Regions from separate parts of the Homo sapiens genome. Here regions 2 and 3 are each linked to region 1. The links are chromatin loops, found by intact Hi-C in ENCODE. Cell type or tissue: sigmoid colon. All regions are shown on one strand. Links, peaks and the distances in the headings refer to the core of each region. The heading gives the core; the rest is flanking DNA.

What was found. A loop is a pair of places that touch in the nucleus more often than their neighbours do. Peaks named below come from ENCODE experiments on the same cell type or tissue, not always from the same donor. Only the 100,000 strongest peaks of a DNase experiment are listed, where the experiment ranks them.
Region 2: a loop joins it to region 1, with 7 times the contacts of the local background. A loop is called at or near these places in 31 of 110 quality-filtered maps.
Region 3: it touches region 1 in a loop (20-fold over the local background); 90 of 110 quality-filtered maps call a loop at or near these places.

What each region holds. Positions count from the first base shown.
Region 1 is chr9:96,228,684-96,235,313 of GRCh38, reverse strand. HSD17B3 (hydroxysteroid 17-beta dehydrogenase 3) reads left to right here. Exons shown (of 11, transcript NM_000197.2): 11 at 1-8. It overlaps SLC35D2-HSD17B3 (SLC35D2-HSD17B3 readthrough), which reads left to right. Exons shown (of 26, transcript NR_182427.1): 26 at 1-8. Among named protein-coding and RNA genes, the nearest start is that of HSD17B3-AS1, 14 kb to the left of the region's middle. In sigmoid colon, for the core only: a CTCF peak has its summit at 2,712 (motif pointing left); DNase peaks (open chromatin) are centred at 2,223 and 2,493; H3K27ac peaks cover 760 bases.
Region 2 is chr9:96,663,276-96,670,104 of GRCh38, reverse strand. No RefSeq gene overlaps it. Among named protein-coding and RNA genes, the nearest start is that of PRXL2C, 11 kb to the right of the region's middle. RefSeq lists an enhancer at 2,954-3,454. In sigmoid colon, for the core only: CTCF peaks have their summits at 2,910 and 3,111 (motif pointing right); no DNase peak of the experiment used is centred there.
Region 3 is chr9:96,314,525-96,321,368 of GRCh38, reverse strand. SLC35D2-HSD17B3 (SLC35D2-HSD17B3 readthrough) reads left to right here. Exons shown (of 26, transcript NR_182427.1): 12 at 28-371; 13 at 6,470-6,844. It overlaps SLC35D2 (solute carrier family 35 member D2), which reads left to right. Exons shown (of 12, transcript NM_007001.3): 12 at 28-659. The coding sequence ends at 127. Among named protein-coding and RNA genes, the nearest start is that of HSD17B3, 16 kb to the right of the region's middle. In sigmoid colon, for the core only: a CTCF peak has its summit at 3,811 (motif pointing right); a DNase peak (open chromatin) is centred at 3,848.

The sequences.
Region 1 (6,630 bases), core at 130-5,129:
CCACTTTACTTGAGTCTGAATATCTCTGGGAAAGTTGTGGTGCCAATCTGTGCTGTTGTCCTGAAGTGCTCACCTGTTCTCAAACAGGGTTCCTGAAAGACCCAGGAAATTGGTGTGAACCCAAAAGTGTCTGAGACAGATCTCAATCATTTAGAAAGTTTATTTTGCCAAGGTTAAGGACGTGCACCTGGGAGGCAAGTTTGTGCCTTTCTCCAATGATGATTTTGAAGGCTTCAATATTTAAAGGGAGAATATTGGGGAAAGAGGAAGAAATTTTGCAAAGGTATGGGCAGATAAGAGACAAGCGGTTGCATTCTTTTGAGTCTTTGATCAGCCTTTCACCAAATACACAATTCACATGTGGGAGGGGGTAGAGGAATAGTCACTTATGCCTTGTCTAGCTCAGTGACTCTGCTTTTTTACATCAGAGGAAGCAATCAGATGTGTACTTGTCTCAGGTGAGCAGAGAGATGACTTTGAGTTTTGTCCTTTCTCTCCGTCCTGTGAAGACAAGTGATCAATTTACATTGTCAGGATAAAATTCCACAGAACCATTTTAGGGTAAAGATCTTGGGACACACAAGGAATTTCTTAGTGGGCAAATTGCAAAGGAGGTCTGTAGCTTTTTTTCTTTGTAGTCATCTTATTTAGGAATAAAATGGGAGGCAGGTTTACCTGATGCAGCTCCCAGCTTGACTTGTCCCATTGGCTTAGGGATTTTGGGGTCCCAAGATTTATTTATCTTTCACATTGAACAGAGGAAGACGTCAGGCAACAGTTACATCAGGCCAGTTTCTGGTCTCCTCCCGACCCACATCAATGAATGCAACACCAGCTTTATCTATTTTATTTATATTTGAGGTTCTATATAAGATTGTTGGTAAAAACAAAAACAGGATAGGATACTCAAAATGTTTAAAAAACCCTTGCTCTAATGCAGGAGTTGGTAACTAGAAATGAGGTTTCTGAGGGTCTCCAACTCTTGGGGTGCTGGGGACACATGGAGTGATGTGTCCAGCCCTAGGTCTAGAATTATCTGAAGGACTGCATCCTTACTTGTCCGGAGATTGAGGGAGTTGTTGGCTGGGACCCCAGCAGGGGCTGTCACATGAAGCCCCTATACATGGCCTCTCTGAGTGGCTGCTTGGTCTTCCTCGAAGCATGGTGGCTGCCTTCCAAGAATGAGCATCCCAAAGAAAATTGGGAGGAAGCTGTACTGTCCTGTATGACTTACCCCTGGAAGTCACGTGGTATTGTGCCCAAGCCCTCCCAGATTCAATGGGAGAAGATGCAAAACCTGCCATGGGAAGAGCATCCGATGGAATGGTGGATATTGTCATGCTCATCTCTAGAAAATGTGTTCTCCATTCATCCATCTTAGTGTAAGTGTTTGTCCTAAGTTTAGTGTAAGTAGGATGAATTACTTGGCCTTTCCACTGGCACTAGAGCGACTTATAAAAGTGTAGACACTGTGTTTCTAGAACCTTCCAATCAAACCCTGGTGAATTGGCCTTTCAGGAACAACTTCTACAACCAGCACCTTAGGTAAGAACAGAGACACACTTCAGCTTAAATGGCCTGGGGCAGATATTTAGAGGTAAGTTTTAGATGTGTGATACGGGTTTTCTAGTGTAATAATCCTAGGTTGATTTGCACGGTTGTCCAACAAGCTTCTTGAGGGTTCTTAAAGTAAGAGAGAATTTCCTAACAGTAAAGGCCCCAAGACGTTGAACTGACTTCTTACGAAATGAGGGCAGAAAAACTCCATATTTTAAGATCTTTATCCTCATCATCATTAGTAGTAGATAATAGCTATCATTCATTGAACACTAATTGTAGTCAGGGACTATGTAAAGCCTCATAACAACTGAAGAAGTAGGTACTATTAGTATTGCCTTCATTTTACAGATGAGGAAACTGAGGCAGAGAAAACTTAACTCATGTGTGTGGGTTCACTTGACCAGTGAGTGGCAGAGCTGGCGTTTCCCGCACACCTTGGCTAAAGCAGAACAGTAGAGCCCTACGTCTGGGCTAAGTTTATTTAATCGAAATTAATGGCAAGGGGTGAATGCCGTGCCCTCAAATCTGTATATTTCACTCTCACATGTTGTGGAGGCAACAGGAGGGAGCCAGGCTTCAGCAGCCAGGCCCATATGTCTGGATTTCAACACTGACCACTTTCCAAATTTACTATCCTCTGGGAATCATTCAGGAACAGGGAGGCCTGCCAAGTTTCACTGACCTTTTGTTTCTGCGGAAAAGTGCTGGGCTCTTGTTTCTCGCCTGATTCTCTTATCTTTGGAGGGCTTGGGACCCCAGGGCCCAGCATCAGAAGCCGGCCGTTTTGATAGACGTGTTCCCTCTGCGTCCTTGCAGCCTTCCATCTGTGCTACCTCCCAGGAAGCCGAAGGCCGCAGAGTCCCTTTCGGATGGCACTGGGAGCAGGAAAATGAGGTGATTATGGGCTGCTGCTCCAAGAAGTATTGGCAGCTGTTGCTGGGGCGGCTCCCTGGGGTGTCATCCCTTTCTTGCTCTTGTGGATGGGAACCAGAGCACCCCACTTCAAAGACTCTGTAAGCCAGGGCTTACCAGAGAAAGCTGAAGAGTCTAGGGCCAATTTTAATCAGTTTCTTGTGCTTCTCATGCCAAAAGAGATGATTGTCCTCACTATAGTTCATCCTATAGTGCGGCGGGCCTGACTCGCTACTGCCCTCTAATGTTCTGGGAGAGAAGCTGTTGGGTCTTTCCTACCTAATCTGGTAGAAATGTTAGAACAGAGGCTAATTTGGGGAAATAAATCTCTCAATTTTTTTGAGTTGCTTTGTGTGTGTGCGCGCGCGCATGTGTGTGTGTAAGGGGCAGGGTCTCTAAGAAAGAAAGAAAAGGAGGCGAGAGGAGGAAAGAACCTGTTTCAGTTTCACAGGCTCTGGCAAGGTGACTGAGGAAGCGCCAAGCCCCTTAGCCTCTTTGGGCTCTGGTTACCTCATCAGTAACATTAGAAGGTTTTATACATGATTTATCCTTTTTTATTCAGCTCTTATAGTCTATAAATCTCCAGTAAGTTGTGGAAATAAACTGTCTTTTAAAAATCTTTAAAAAACCATTTTCCGGCCGGGCGCGGTGGCTCACGCCTATAATCCCAGCACTTTGGGAGGCCGAGGCGGGTGGATCACGAGGTCAGGAGATCGAGACCATCCCGGCTAAAACGGTGAAACCCCGTCTCTACTAAAAATACAAAACATTAGCCGGGCGTAGTGGCGGGCGCCTGTAGTCCCAGCTACTTGGGAGGCTGAGGCAGGAGAATGGCGTGAACCCGGGAGGCGGAGCTTGCAGTGAGCCGAGATCCCGCCACTGCACTCCAGCCTGGGCGACAGAGCGAGACTCCGTCTCAAAAAAAAAACAAAACAAACAAACAAACAAAAAAAACAAAAAAAAAACCATTTTCCTAATTAGATATACAGTGTAGAAAATAGAAAAACTACAGAAAAAGATCAGAAAATAAAAATCCCAGCATTATCCCACCATCCAGAATGAACCACTCTTCACTGATTGTGAATTTCCTTTTATAATTTTCATGTGTGTGTTTTGTGTGTGTGCTTGTGAATCTAAGGGTAGATTTTATATCTGCCTTTCCTCTTAAGATTAAAGCATATTTCCTCGTGATAGTAGCTATTCCAAAGATGATTTATAATGTTTGCTTAATATTTGTTCATAGTACTGAACATAATTTATTTTACCATCCCTTTTTTATGTGCATCTAGGTGTTTTCTGATTTTAAAAATCTTATAGGCTGGGCACAGTGGCTCACACCTGTAATCCCATCACTTTGGGAGGCCAAGGCAGGATAATTGCTTGAGCCCAGGCATTTGAGACCAGCCTGAGACATAGTGAGACCCCTTCTCTACAACAAATTAAAAAATTAGCCAGGTGTGGTGGTGCACACCTGTGGTCCCAGCTACCTGGGAGGCTCAGGCTAGAGGATCTCTCTTGAGCCCAGGAAATGGAGGCTGCATGAGCTGAGATCACGTCACTCCAGTCTGAGCAACAGAGTGAGACCCTGTCTCAAAAAACGAACAAACAAACAAACAACCCCACAAAACCTTATAACAACATCCATCCTTGTATGTGCATTTTCTTGTTGTGATGTTTCAACTTCTTTTTATACTTTAATTCACATACTATATGATTCACCCATTTAAAGTATACAATTCAGTTGTTTTTAGTATAGTCACAGAGTTGTGTAACCATAATCACAATCAACTTTAGAACAATTTTAGAATATTTTCATCACCCACATGGAAACACAATAGCCATTAGCAGTCACTCCACGTTCCATACCCGAACCCCCCACCCTTAGGTAACCATTGATGTATTTTCTGTCTCCATTGACTTGCTTATTCTGGACTTTTATTTTATTTATTTATTTATTTATTTATTGAGATGGAGTCTCACTCTGTCGCCCAGGCTGGAGTGCAATGGTGCAATCTCAGTTCACTGCAACCTCCACCTCCTGGGTTCGAATGATTCTCCTGCCTCAGCCTCCCAAGTAGCTGGGATTACAGGAGTGCGCCACCATGCCCGGCCAATTTTTTTGTATTTTTGGTAGAGACAGGATTTCACCATGTTGGCCAGGCTGTTCTTGAGCCCCTGACCTCAGGTGATCTGCCTGCCTCAGCCTCCCTAGGTGCTGGGATTACAGGCATGAACCACCAGGCCTGGCCGTATTCTGGACTTTTAATGTAACGAATATAACATGTGGATTTCTGTTTTTGGCTTTTTCCACTTAACACCATGTTTTCAAGGTTCATCCATGTTGTAGCATGTATTAGTACTTCAGTCCTTTTTTATTGCTGAATAATATTCTATTGTATGAATAGACCACATTTTATTTCTTAGTTCATCAGTTGATGGACATTTAGATGGTTTCCACTTTTTGGCTATTGTAAAGAATGCTGCTATAAACATTTGGTACAAGTTTTTGTGCAGATATATGTTTTCATTTCTCTCGGTTATTTACCTAGGAGTAGAATCGCTGGGTCATGTGGTCACTCTGTGTTTAACCTTTTGAGGAAATGCTTCACTTTTCCAAAGTGGCTGAACCATTTTACATTATCACCAGCAGAGGGTGAGGGTTCCAGGTTCTCTATATCCTCACCAGTACTTGTTCTTTTTCTGTCTTTTTGGTGATAACTATACTAGTGGGTATATGAAGTGGTATCTCATTATGGTTTTCATTTTCATTTCCCTGACAGCTAATGATTTGAGCATCTTTCATGGGTTTATTGGCCATTTGTATATATTCTTTGGAGAAATGTATACTCAGATGCTTGATTCATTTTTAAAATGAGGTTGTTTGTCTTTTAATTGTTGCTGTGTGTGCATTACCAATTATTTCCCCAGAGTAGGATTCCTGGATAAAAAGTTTAATTTTTTTTTTTTTTTTGAGGCAGAATCTCACTGTTGTTGCCTGACGTAGAGTGCAATGGCACAATTTCGGCTCACTGCAACGGCACAATTTCGGCTCACTGCAACCTCCTGGGTTCAAGCAATTTTTCTGCCTCAGCCTCTCGAGAAGCTGGGATTACAGGTGCCTGCCACCATGACTGGCTAATTTTTGTATTTTTAGTAGAGATGGGGTTTCACCATGTTGGCCAGGCTGGTCTTGAACTCCTGACCTCAGGTGTTCCACCTGCTGTGGCTTCCCAAAATGCTGGGATTACAGGGGTCAGCCAGCACGCCCGGCCAAAAAGTCTAAATATTTTTAAGGCTCTTTATATTTATTACCAAGTGATTTCTAGAAAAGTTGTATAAATATACACCTCCATCTTAGCAGTGGTTCTCAACTGGGGAACGATTTTGTCCCCTAGAAGACATTTTGCATTTTTCGCAAAAATGTCTGGCAACGTTTTTGGTTGTCACAACTCAGGGAAGGAGAATGCTGCTGGCATCTCTCATTGATAGAGGCCAGCGATGCTTCGGAACATCCGACAGGGCACAGCACTGCCCCTACCCCCAACCAACACAGAATTATCTGGACCCAAATGTCAGTATTGCCAATGTTGAGAAACTTGACCTGCAGTTAATGGGGGTACCCATCTCAATATTCCATTGTTTTCATCCAACCATTCTTTCTTTTAGAATTATGTTAAATCCTACCTGGCCAATGATTACCATTATACTATTGAATTATTCTCCTTTGGACCAGTATGTCTTCTATCACTAAAAGCTGGAGTGTGAGATATTCAACTCACTCCCACAAGTATTTGTTAAAGCCCACTGTGGGTTATTTATCGCTAGAAACAGAGCAGGGTGCAGAAAATCAACAAGACAGTAACTCGAGGGCTGTAATGATAGTGATGAGTTATTACTATCTTCAATAGCTAATATATGTTAGACACATGTGCACGTCCACTCATCACTGCACACCATGAAGTAGGTATTTCATTGGTTAGATTTGAGTGCAGTTGCGGACTTATAGTTGTGTAGTGGAAACTTCAGCAGTGGTTTATGAAATGAGGATGTTTATTTCTTTTTTACATAAAAATCCATAGGTAGGGAGTCCAGGGCAGGAATGGCAGCTCTGTTCCAGGAAGGTTTTAGGGCCCCTGCCTACTTGCCACTTCTCTGTTC
Region 2 (6,829 bases), core at 8-5,007, 430 kb before region 1:
ACAGATCACTCATGCTATTGTTTGTGGTTTAAGAACGCCTTTAAGCGGTTTTCTGCCCTGGGTGGTCCAGGTGTTCCTTGCCCTCATTCCAGTAAACCCACAACCTTCCAGCGTGGGCATCATGGCCATAACGAACATGTCACAGTGCTGCAGAGATTTTGTTTATGGCCAGTTTTGGGGCCAGTTTATGGCCACATTTTGGGGGCCTGTTCCCAACATTGCAGTTGTGATTAAGTTAAGGATTTTGAGATGGGGAGGTTAGCCTGGGTTATCCAGGTGGACCCAAGGTAATCACTAAGTTTTTTTTTTTTTGAGATGGAGTCTCGCTCTGTCACCCAGGCTGGAGTGCAGTGGCGCAATCTCGGCTCACTGCAAGCTCCGCCTCCTGGGTTCACGCCATTCTCCTGCCTCAGCCTTCTGAGTAGCTGGGACTACAGGTGCCCGCCACTAGGCCGGCTAATTTTTTGTATTTTTAGTAGAGATGGGGTTTCACCGTGTTAGCCAGGATGGTCTCGATCTCCTGACCTCATGATCCACCCATCTAGGCCTCCCAAAGTGCTGGGATTACAGGCATGAGCCACCACGCCTAGCCTGTAATCACAAAGATCTTTATAAAAGAAGGCAGGAGATCACAGTGAATAGTAGGAGATGTGACAATGATGGAAGCAAACATTGTAGTGATGTAGGGAAGAAGTCACAAACCGAGGAATGCAGGTAGCCACTAGAAACTGAAAAAGCAAGAAAATCGATTCTCCCCTCATAGCTCCTGGGGCGCCGGCCCCGCCAACACCTGGACTTTAGCCAAATGAAACTGATTGCAGACTTCTGACCTCCAGAACTCTAAGAACAAATTTGTGTTGTTTTAAACCACTGAGTTTGTGTAGTTTGTTGCAACAGCAATCGGACGTTAATACCCTATCTTTGAGGAGGAACAGAACTGAACAAAGCTTCACCAAACTGAAAGGAAGCTCAGGGCCCTGTGCGGGCGTTTGAGTGAGAGCGCTTGGAGACTCCGCGCCTCCTCCCTCAAACATGGTCCCTCAGCGTAGATGGCACCACACGGCACGCAGTGGCGGGGGTTGGCAGGGAGGGAATCTCCCCCCTTTGGCAGGAATTAATTGGGCTTCTTAGATGCGTAAGGAACAGTCACACTCAGGTGATGGTACATCAGAGTACATGTGGATGGGAGGAGGCATCAGAAGTTCATTCAAGGCCGAGCACAGTGGCTCACGCCTGTAATCCCAACACTTTGGGAGGCTGAGGCGAGTGGATCAGTTGAGGTCAGGAGTTTGAGGCCAGCCTGGCCAACGAGGTGAAACTCCATCTCTGCTAAAAATACAAAAATTAGCTGGACGTGGTGGCACATGCCTGTAATCCCAGCTACTCGGGAGGCTGAGGCAGGAGAATCACTTGAACCTGGGAGGTAGAGGTTGCAGTGAGCTGAGATCATGCCATTGCACTCCAGCTTGGGCAATAAAGTGAGACTCAGTCTCAAAAAAAAAAAAATTCATTCAATCAAATAACTCAGCAGCCACTCAGATTAGTACTTTGTGAAGATATTCAGGAGACATTGCAGGAAACATGAACCATCGTTGTTTGACCCATGACCTGCCCTTTATGGGAGAACCTGTACTTGCCATAAATAGAACCTATATTTTCCAAGAGTTCTAGGAGATGGGATTGGGTCCATTTTCTGGCTTCCCAGGCAGAGCACTCTTATGGGGCAGTGGTTTATCCCCAAGCAACCCCTCAGAATCACTTGACACAGGGCTGCCTTTGAATCCAGCTCAGTCCCCAGCCAGGGCAGCAGGACTGGTTTTGTCGAATGTCCAGGGCAGGAGTGAGCCATTTGGGCAGGCATTCCTTGGAAGAGCACATGGTCGGAGTGTGCCTTGAGAGCCTCACGACACCACTCCAGAACAAGGAGTAAGAATGGAATTGGAACATAGGAAGAGACAGATGGCAGAAGTGTTTACCCTCCCTTTATTCGTTAAATGCAGTGTCTGGTGTCACTCATATACTACCCACTGTTCCTGTGCTCTACCTGAAGGCAAGATCTTTAAAAGGCTGAATGAATGACCTTGGCCCCTCAGCTTCATGTGCTTCCTGGGGGTGCACCAGAGCAGGGTTGCCCACGACTGGCAGCCCAGCATCTGTGAGCCCTGCTTGCTGACCATTCCAAGGGAGGGAAATGTTTCCATTGTCTCTTTTATTGCTCCACTCACGACATCCCATCTCAAGCTGCTTTTGGTTTGCTTGGGATATTTTCTCCAGGTGAAGTTCAGGCCCTCAGTTCCCTCTCACAGTTCCTCAACTGTGCTTTGTTTACCTGATGGTTCTTCTTCCTCCTTCAAACCTTAGTCATCACAGCAACAAATAAAGCAAAAGTAGCAGGGATTTTCTGGTGAGCCCAGTGTGCTGGGGCACCCCCATAAATTAGAGCTAATTTTACACTGGCCTGTCTGGGTCCCCGCAAACCTTTCAGTTTGGCCTCCAGTTACTCTCCTCAGAGGCCAGAGGGAGCCCTTTGGCCTTCAATGTCCCATGCTGCAGGGAATTTTGACTCCTGCAGGGAATCCCAGTGGCCACCTGGATGTGCTGGATGGGATGACCCCAGCTCCAGCTGCCTTGGCTGTGGAGAATCAGAGTTCAAACCACTTAGAGTCTGCGGTTACTACTTCCAGCAGGCCAAGATGGACACCATAGCCCTGGTATAAACTTCTAGTCTTATACAGCTCCACAAGGCACTGATACCTTCTTTAATAAATGTTGGGCCGGGCGTGGTGGTTCACGCCCATAATCCCAGCACTTTGGGAGACTGAGGCAGGCAGATCACGAGGTCAGGAGTTCGAGACCAGCCTGATCAACATGGCGAAACCCCCTCTCTACTAAAAATACAAAAATTAGCTGGTCGTGTTGGCAGGCACCTGTAATCCCAGCTACTCAGGAGGCTGAGGCAGGAGAATCGCTTGAACCCGGGAGGCGGAGGTTGCAGTGAGCCGAGATCACACCACTGCACTCCAGCCTGGGCAACAAGAGTGAGACTCCATCTCAAAAAAATAAATAAATAAATAAAAATAAATGTTTAATACTGCCACCTTCAAACTGACCACAAGAAGGTGCTGTTCCTCCAATCATGCACAGAAAGGTCTCTGGTTTCTTAGAAAACCCAGTGACACAGCTGAAACTGAGCTGAGACCTACAAATGGGGATTTACTAAAATCTGAGAAAAGGAAAGGAAAATAAATCTTGAGACTTTCACAACCCAGTTAATCTGGTGTATAGGTCAGTTTTCTCACCGTCAGCTCACACCTGACCACAAGGAGGCCTCTGGTCCTAGTTCCAGGGCTGTGCTCTCAGAAGGGACCATCTTTTTTTTTTTTTTTCAGATGGAGTCTCGCTCTCGCCCAGGCTGGAGTGCAGTGGCGCAATCTTGGTTCAGTGCAAGCTCCGCCTCCTGGGTTCACGCCATTCTCCTGCCTCAGCCTCCCGAGTAGCTGGGACTACAGGCGCCCGCCACCACGCCCGGCTAATTTTTTGTATTTTTAGTAGAGATGGGGGTTTCACCGTGTTAGCCAGGATGGTCTCGACCTCCTGACCTTGTGATCCGCCTGCCTTGGCCTCCCAAAGTGCTGGGATTATAGGAGTGAGCCACCACGCCCGGCCCAGAGGGGACCATCTTTACCCTCACCACCAAGGAACTTCTTGGGGGGACACCTCTACCCCTAATGTCTAGCCCCAAGAAAGGGGGGAAAAGAGAGGTTGACACATCCCTTCTCCAGTTTACTATTAGGAAGAACGTCCTCCCAAGACTAAAAGACCCAGCTCACTCTCAGTAACTAACAGCAGCAGCCATGCTCCCTAAAGATTCTGCCTCACCTGGCAAGGCCTCACTCCTCTAGTGTGGTCTCCAAAGTCCCAGAATATTGCTGGGATATTCTGGAATATTCCTGTCAGAGCATATGTAACTGGACAGGCACCAACTCTCACAAACTCCCTTTGAAGCCCAGTACTCAGTTCTCATCTTCCCATCTCCCTTCTCAAAAAGGTTTCCTGTCTGAGGATCACAATCTTCCCGGGGTCAGCCCCGAACACATTTCCCTGCCTCAGCATTTCTCATGGTGGGTAAGGAGGACCGCAGATCGTTCAGCCTGGCGAGCCACACCACTCTGAGCAAATAGGGTTTTCAAGAGGTAAGCAGGTGTGCCAGTGAGAAATGTTTATTACTAGAATCTGGCCTGGGGTGACAGAGGTACACATGATAGTCAGAATCATATTGTCCAGGGATAACGAGTCTATCAGGCTCTCTACCATATTGCTATCAGATCTGAGTGAAGATGTTTGATAATATTATATGTTTGCCAAGATGGGAATGACCACCAGAACTAAGAAAGGAGGTCTCCTCAAGAATCCTCTTTTGGATTTCCTTCTCCTACTGAAAACAAAGTGCAAATGAGCTCCCAAAGTCCTCTTATTAGGCAGGTGAAGTGGCTCATGTTTGTAATCCCAGTGCTTCGGGATGCCAGGGTGAGAGGACTGCTTGAAGCCTGAAGTTCAAGACCAACCTGGGCAATAGAGTGAGACTCCATTTCTACAAATAAAATAAAAAATTAGCCAGGCATGATGGTGCACACCTATAGTCTCAGCTACTTGGGAGGCTGAGGTGGGAGGATCACTTGAGCCCAGGAGTCTGAGGCTGCAGTGAGCAATGATCACATCACTGCACTCCAGCCTAGGTGACAGGGCGAGACCCTATCTCTAAAAGTAAATAAAATAAAAATAAAGCAGCCACAAAAAAAGAATAAAACCATGTCCTTTGCAACAATATTGGTGGAGCTGGAGGCCATCATCCTAAGTAAATCAACTCAAACAAAATCAAATACTGCATGTGTTCTTACTTATACTTAGTGAGCTTAAACTTACAAGGGAGCTAAAGTGTAAGTAGAAACTTATAAGTGAGCTAAACAACGGGTACACATGGACATAAAGATGGGAATAATAGACACTGGGACTCCAAAAGCAGGGAAAGTGGGCGGGGATCAAGGGCTGAAAAATCACTTATCAGGTCCACTGTTCACTATTTGGGTAATGGGTTTACTAGAAGACCAGTCTCCACCAGTACACAATGTACCTGTGCAACAAACATGCACATGATCCCCTCAGTTGAAAATAAAATAAAATTTAAATAAAGTCTGGGCATGGTGGCTCATGACTGTAATCCCAGCACTTTGGGAGGCTGAGGTGGGTGGATCACCTGAGGTCAGGAGTTCGAGGCCAGCCTGGCTAACATAGTGAAATCCCATCTCTACTAAAAATACAAAAATTAGCCAGGAGTGGTGGCAGGCACCTGTAGTCCCAGCTACTCCAGAGGCTGAGGCAGGAGAATCGCTTGAGCCCAGGAGGCAGAGGTTGCAATGAGCCAAAATTGTGCCACTGCACTCCAGCCTGGGTGACAGAGCAGTCCACCTCAAAAAATAAAATAAAATAAAAAATTTAAAAAAGTTTAGGTCCTCCTATTTATAATGTATACAAGCAGTACCACCCAGTATATGCCTCTTGTGACTTCTCCAATAAAATCCTTTATTTGTACAATATTTGCCAGTTCTTCTAGATAAAAAAATGATTCTTTATAATTTGCTTTTTGTCTTATTTAAAGAGCCAATCTGATGTATGAAATATAATGAGAATTCTAATTCATTTTTTTCTGACCTGCCAGGATAGTTCACAAAAATTCATGCACTATTGGGTTTCATTTCACTTTTAAGCCATTTCTAGATGTTTATTTTCAACAACAAACAGAAGAGATAGCAAGTGGTGACTTCACTTTGTCCTAACGTATCAGGTATCTTCAGGAGGAACTCAGTCATAGGTGCTGGGGTTACGGAGAACAATGTATACGACAGGATCTCCTTGAGCTCTAGGGGACCAAAGTCACCATTATCCATAGAATCAGTATAATTTCTGCAGTTAGGGCCGGGCGCGGTGGCTCACGCCTGTAATCCCAGCACTTTGGGAGGCGGAGGCGGGCGGATCACGGGGTCAGGAGATGGAGACCATCCTGGCTAACACGGTGAAACCTCGTCTCAACTAAAAAATACAAAAAAATAAATAAATAAATTAGCCGGGAGCGGTGGCTGGCGCCTGTGGTCCCAGCTACTCGGGAGGCTGAGGCAAGAGAATAGCGGGAACCGGGGAGGCGGAGCCTGCAGTGAGTGGAGATAGCGCCACTGCAGTCCGGTCTGGGCCAAAGAGCGAGACTCGTCTCAAAAAAAAAAAAAAAAATCTGCAGTTAGTTAAAACACTTGGTTACAAGTAGGAGAACAGCATAAAATCAACTTAAAGTCAAAGAGGGAAATTTGTTATCAGCATTTAAAGGTGACTCACAGAACCAGAGGCAGAGATGCAGCCAGGGCTCAGTAATGGACTGGAAGCAAAGACTCTGCTGCATTGGGAATCTTTCTCCTTCAGGGACTCTTCATGTGTGCTTTGCTCTTCTTCCTTTCTTAGCAGGCTGGATTTCTGTGTTCCCCAGGCAATGTAGCAAAATGCGTATACTACCAAATCATGAGTTTACATCTGTCCTGTTTACGAGTCAGCCAGAGTGAGGCTGGAAAGAGGGAGTGGGAGACCGAGAACCAGCCCAGTAGGTCAGGTTCCCTACAGCTGGCATTTTTCTTTTTTTCTTTCTTTCTTTTTTTTTTTTTTTTTTTGAGATGGAGTCTTGCTCTTTTTGCCCAGGCTGGAGTGCAATGGCGTGATCTCAGCTCACCACAGCCTCTGCCTCCTGGGTTCAAGCGATTCTCCTGCCTCAGCCTCCCAAGTAGCTGGG
Region 3 (6,844 bases), core at 950-5,949, 85 kb before region 1:
TATTTTCACTTTTTTTTCTCCTTTCAGCATGGCAGGGGGCTTGAGATATTCCTTTTTAACACTGAGCAGCCAGTTAAAACCTAAACCTGTGGGTGAAGAAAACATCTGTTTGGATTTGAAGAGCTAAAGAGTCTGCAGCAGGATTGGAGACTGACTTGTGACTGCGGGCTGGGGGGGCATTCCCAGTAGGAATGTGAAGCCAGAGGTTTCGGATTCGTGACATCCACCCCCTGGGCAAGTGAGAGCATCTGCAAAATGCAAAGAGAACTACCTCATATGCAGGATGAGCCAATGGCAGTCTCAAGAAATGTACTCGGGCGACACCTTACCTGTGGAAAGCAAATCTTTTCAAAATAAGCCACTGGGACTCGGTAGGTGGAGCCCCAGCTGCTCTTCTAGGGACCTATGGGGCCTTCGTGGCATCTCTGTGCTGTGTGCTGGGGAGGAGGTTGATGTAATGGTGACTCTTTTCTGATCAGCACCTTGGCCGTGATTCCCAAGGTCCCAGCCAAAGCAAAGGGCCAGTTGTTTCAGTTTAAACAGACATGTCTTTAGTCTAATAAAATTAGTTAACTGCCAGTAAAGTTATTTGTTAGCTTTGATGAAAGCTATGTTGGTATCTTTCCCTAATCATCAAAGTAAATAAAAAATCATTTCTATGTATGCCTCATCATGTGATATTATTGGAGGCAGAAAACGGTGCCCATCATTCACAATGTAACAGAATGTGTCACCTTGAAGGGACAATTCCAGACTCCTTTATGACTCGAGGTTGGGGAAAGCTACAAAGTAACTCAATGGGAAAAAAAAAATACTCAGGCTTTATCCTGTTAGCTATTTTTTTTTTTTTTTTGAGACAGAGTCTCACTCTATTCCCCATGTTGGAGTGCAGTGGTGCAATCTCGGCTCACTGCAGCCTCTGCCACCCGGGTTCAAGTGATTCTCTTGCTTCAGCCTCCCGAGTAGCTGGGATTACAGGCATCTGCCACCACGCCCTGCTAATTTTTGTATTTTTAGTAGAGACAAGGTTTGGCCTCATGTTGGCCAGGCTAGTCTTGAACTCCTGACCTCAGGTGATCTGCCCACCTTGGCCTCCTAAAGTGCTGGGATCACAGGCGTGAGCCACCGAACCCGGCCAATCCTGTTAGCATTTAAGCGCTCACCTGTTTGTTTCTTCTCATCTCCCTCCAGGTTTGTTCAGGAGCTTTTACCACAGGTGCATTTCCTCACATGCTCACCTACCGCCAACCCCTGGTGTATGGGAAGGAGGCCCAAATGGATAGGGTGCCTTTTCCCTCCCTGCGTGGGAATGGGTGTCCCCACTGGAACTGGAGTGCGGGATAGAGCCACAGTCTGGGAGTCAGGAGCCAGACTAACTAATCTTGTCTCTACTATTAAACTCGGGAGACCTTTCCCAAGTCACTTGGCCCGTTGTGGCCTCTAGTATTTTAATCTGTAAAATTCAACTAGATCTCTAAATCCTTGCAAGCTGCAACTTTCTGAGTTTCGAGAAGCTGAGCCAGATCTGGAGCAGGCCAACACAGGAAGGAATCGTGTGGATTTTTATGTGGCTGGGTGCGGCGGTTCACGCCTGTAATCCCAACACTTTGGGAGGCTGAGGTGGGAAAATCGCTTGAGCCTAGGAGTTTGAGGCCAGCCTGGGTAACATGGCCGAAACATCATCTCTACAAAAAAATTAGCCAGGCATGGTGGCGCACACCTCTGATGCCAGCTACTGGGGAGGCTGAGGTGGGAGGATTGCTTGAGCCTGGGAGGTTGAGGCTGCAGTGAGCTGTGGTCACGCCACTACACTCCAGCCTCAGTGACATGGTGAGACCCTGTCTCAAAAAAAACTTTTTTTTTAAATTGTGGTAAAATACATAACAGACTTTACCATCCTAACCATTTTTAAGTGTATACAGTCCAGTAGGAGTAACCATACTGATTGTGCAACCTACCTCTAGAACTTTTTCATCTTGCAAAACCGAAACTCTGTACCCATGAAACAAGAACTCCCATTTCCCCATCCCTCCGGCCCCTGGCAACCCCCATTCTACTCTCTTTGTGAGTTTGACTATTCAAGATACCTTATATAAGTAGAATCACATAGTTTTTGTGACAGGTTTATTCACTTAGCACCATATCACCGAGGTTCATCCATGTTGTAGCATGCAGAGCATCCTTCCTTACGTCTGAATGTGTGGTGTGGATTTGCCGCATTCTGTTTATCCAGTCATCTGCTGATGGACACTCGGCTTGCTTCCACCATTTGGCTATTATGAACAATGCTGCTATTAATATGGGTGTTCAAATATGTCTTCAAGGCTCTGCTTTCAATTTTTTTAGATATATGCCTAGAAGTGGAATAGCTGGATCCTGTGGTCTTTCTATTTTTAGGTTTTTGAGGACCTGCTATGCTGTTTTCTATAGTGGCTGCACCATTTTACATTCCCGCCATCAAGGGTTCCAATTTCTCCACAACCTCAATAACATTTGTTATTTTCTGTTTCATTTTTACTAGTAGCCATCATAATGGATGTTTTAAAAAATAATTTATTTTTATTTTATTTTGTTTTTAGAGATGGGATCTCACTATGTTGCCCAGGATGGTCTGCAACTCCTGGGCACAAATGATCCTCCTGCCTCAGCCTCTGGAGTAGCTGAGACTACAGGCTCACCTGCCTGGCTGTGTTTTGGTTTTGATTTGTATTTCCCTAATTAATCGATTAGTGGTGTTGAGCATTTTTTCATGTACTTGTTGGCCATTTATTTATCTTCTTAAATAAATGTCTATTCAAGTCCATTGCCCATTTCTTAATCAAATTGTTTGTTTTATTGTTGTTGAGTTGTAGGAGTTCTTTACTGTTTCAATACGCTTTTATATTTAATTTATTTTATTATTATTATTTTTGAGAGAGAGTCTCACTCTGTCTCCCAGGCTGTAGTGCAGTTGCATGATCTCGGCTCACTGCAGTCTCCATCTTCCAGGCTCAAGCGATCCTCCCACCTCAGCCTCCCGAGGAGCTGGGACCACTACTAAAAAATTAGCCTGCCTAATTTTAAATAGTTTTTGTAGAGACAGACTCTTGCCCTGTTGCCCAGGCTGATCTCGAACTCCCAAGTTCAAGTGATTCTCCCACCCTGGCCTCCTAAAGTGTAGGGATTACAGGTGTGAGCCACTGTGCCCAGCCTTCAATGTGCTTTTAAGAGGCTTCTGGAGGGCTGGGCATGGCAATATGGCAAGATCTGTGTCTACAAGCACAAATAGTAAGATAAAATAATTAAAAGGCTTCTGGAGTGTAAACTTGGAGCTCCCAGACTTTTTTTTTTTTTGAGACAACGTCTTGCTCTGTCTCCCAGTCTGGAGTGCAGTGGCATGATCTCGGCTCACTACAATCTCGAACTCCTAGGTTCAAGTGATCTTGTGTCTCAGCCTCCCTCCCAAGTAGCTGGGATCATAGGCGTACGCCACTACGCCTGGCTATTTTTTTTTTTTTTTTGTATTTTTGGTAGCGACTGGGTTTCACCAGTTGGTCAGGTTGGTCTCGAACTCCTGGCCTCAGGTGATCCACCCTCCTCGGCCTCCCAGAGTGCTGGGATTACAGGCTTGAGCCACTGTACCTGGCCATCCAAACTTTTGTTAACTACCTCCTGTTGCATCAACATACTTTTTGAATTCCAGAGACCAAAGATGCTAAGCAAAACAAACAAAAACTAATTTCCTTCTTTCTTCCAATTTTTTAAAAAAATCTTTAATTTTTATTCTTGGAATTCTTAAAGATGTGTTTTAAGACTTTTACACTTGCTTCCACGTGTGGCCAGCAGAGGGCACCCTAAGAGCAGCCCAGCAGCCCTAGGAGCTGGGTTGAAAGTTGAAATGTTTGCTGTACAGCTAAAGAACTTGGGTTTAAGGGAGGAGGGAGGTTGAAGGAAGCTCCAATCAGGCTTTTGAACTAAGGTTAGTTGGGGGTGCTGGAGGTGGAGAAGTGGTATGGAAAGGCTCTGCAAACCCCATCGAGGCTGAAGAAAAAATGTAGGTCCAGTGACCCAGGTCTCCAGATATAATTTTTCCTGGTAAAAACATTGTAAAAACCACTAGTGGATGGGACACAAACATTAGTTTACTTACCTTGATATTTTGCACACCTCTTGCCATGGTACTACAAATAACAGTTACACCATTTGTTAACTTGGACTATTTCTTGCTGTTTTAATACTTTTTTTTTTTTTTGAGAGGGAGTCTTGCTCTGTCTCCCAGGCTGGAATGCAGTGGCGCGATCTCGGCTCACTACAAGCTCCGCCTTCCAGTTTCACACCATTCTCCTGCCTCAGCCTCCCCAGTAGCTGGGACTACAGGCGCCCGCCACTACACCCGGCTAGTTTTTTGTATTTTTAGTAGAGACGGGGTTTCACCATGTTAGCCAGGATGGTCTCGATCTCCTGACCTCATGATCCACCTGCCTTGGCCTCCCAAAGTGCTGGGATTACAGGCGTGAGCCACCACACCTGGCCTGTTTTAATACTTTATATATATATAAAGTATATCTCAAGCATTGGAGCTTTTTCACAGCTGAGGTTGATTAAATAATAGGACCTAGTTTAGAGAAGAGTGAAATATATATTTTTTGTGCCCTCAGGCACACACACAAAAAAGGCACCTCCAGGCCAAAGTCGTCACCAGGATAAGCCCTGAGGCTTTTGTCTGCAATCTGTGGTCCCTTCACCAGAAGTGGCATTGGTAACTTGGGGGCTCTTAGAAATGCAGACTGTCAGGGAACATTCACTGAATCAGAACCTGCATTTATCCCAGGGGATTTGAAAAGCACCAGCCACCCCAGGCTGTTGGTCCAGACCATCTTCCCCCCCTTTTTTTTTTGTTTTTTTGAGATGGAGTCTTGCTGTCTTGCCCAGGCTGGAGTGCAGTGGCATGATCTCTGCCTCCCGGGTTCAAGGGATTCTCCTGCCTCAGCCTCCTGAGTAGCTGGGATTACAGGCACATGCCACCATGCCTGGCTAATTTTTGTATTTTTAGTAGAGATGGGGTTTCACCATGTTGGCCAGGCTGGTCTTGAACTCCTGACCTCAAATGATCCACCTGCCTCAGCCTCCCAAAGTGCTGAGATTACAGTTGTGAGCCACCATGCCCAGCCTGGGCCATCCTTTAAGTAGTAGGGATTCTTAACCTGGAGTTCATGGACAAGATTTAGTGAGCTGGTGCACACAGCTAGGGAAAGAATACATCCGGATTTTCCCTAACCTCTAACCAACATTTAGCATTTCTTTCCATTTGAATGTAGGAGAAACCACAGTAGTATTAGCTGTACCTGTAACTTTGTTACCAATAGAATTAAAGATATTTGCATATTGCATTATGGGTTTCACAGAAAAACCATTTATACCCTACTTGTCATTTACTAGTTGTTAGACCCTCCATTGGTTCTTGTTATTTAATATGTTCATAAAGAGGCATATTTTCAGTACATCACATTAAAAATAGTGTGTATCTGGTTTTTGGTAATTGGTTTCCGTTATAATTCTATGTATTTAATTTTGTGCATTTAAAAATATTATTCAAAGAAGGAGGCTGTGACTAGACTGCCATTGTGGTCCATGGCATAAAAGAAAAATAAGGATCTAGCCAGGTGCGGTGGCTCACACCTGTAATCCCAGCACTTTGGGAGGCCGAGGCGGGTGGATCACAAGGTCAGGAGATGGAGACCATCCCGGCTAACATGGTGAAACCCCGTCACTACTAAAAATACAAAAAATTAGCTGGGCGTGGTGGCAGGCACCTGTAGTCCCAGCTACTCGGGAGGCTGAGGCAGGAGAATGGTGTGAACCTGCAAGGCAGAGCTTGCAGTGAGCTGAGATCGCGCCACTGCACTCCAGCCTGGGCAACAGAGCGAGACTCCGTCTCAAAAAAAAAAAAAAAAAGTCTGTGAAGGCCGGGCACAGTAGCTCATATCTGTAATCCTAGCATTTTGGAAGGCCAAAGCAGGCGGATGGATTGCTTGAACCCAGGAGTTTGAGAACAGCCTGGGCAACACAGTGAGACCACCATCTCTACCATAAAGTACAAACATTAGCCAGGCATGGTGGCGCATGCCTGTAGTCCCACCTACTTAGGAGGCTGAGGTGGGAGGATAGCTTGACCTTGGGAGGTTGAGGCTGCAGTGAGCCATGATTGCACCACTGCACTTCAGCCTGGGTGACAAAGGAAGACCTTGTCTTTAAAGAAAAAGTCTATGAAAAGGTCAGATGGCAGCGTGAGGAGTCCTGTGGACTCATTCTTCTGTGAAACAAGCAAAGCTGGCAAAAACTATAAAAAGAGAAGTAATTACAGTCTCCAGACATTATAAGGGCAAATGAGGAAACATTGATTCAGGTAAACCTACTAACACTTGGTAAGAACGATAGGCAGCCGTGGCATTTGAGAATTGACCCCACTCCTCTCTTTTCCTTCTCCCAGCTCGACTTGGTGGAAGTTCTGCCTCAGGTGGGCATAGCCAAAAAGGGGTCATTCTCTTCTCGGTTCCTGGGGAATTGGATCCAACTGGGAGAAGACCACCTGAATTCTCATCCCATCTAAGTTGAAGATGCTATTTTTTAAAAATTTAATTTGTAATTTTAAGTTCTGGGATACATGTGCAGGATGTGCAGGTTTGTTACATAGGTAAATGTGTGCCCTGGTGGTTTGCTGCACCTATCAACCTATCACCTAGGTATTAAGCCCCACATGCATTAGCTATTTATCCTGATGCTCCCTCTCCCGCACCCCCCTAACAGGCCCCAGTGTGTGTTGTTCCCCTCCCTGTGTCCATGTATTCTCATTGTTCAGCTCCCA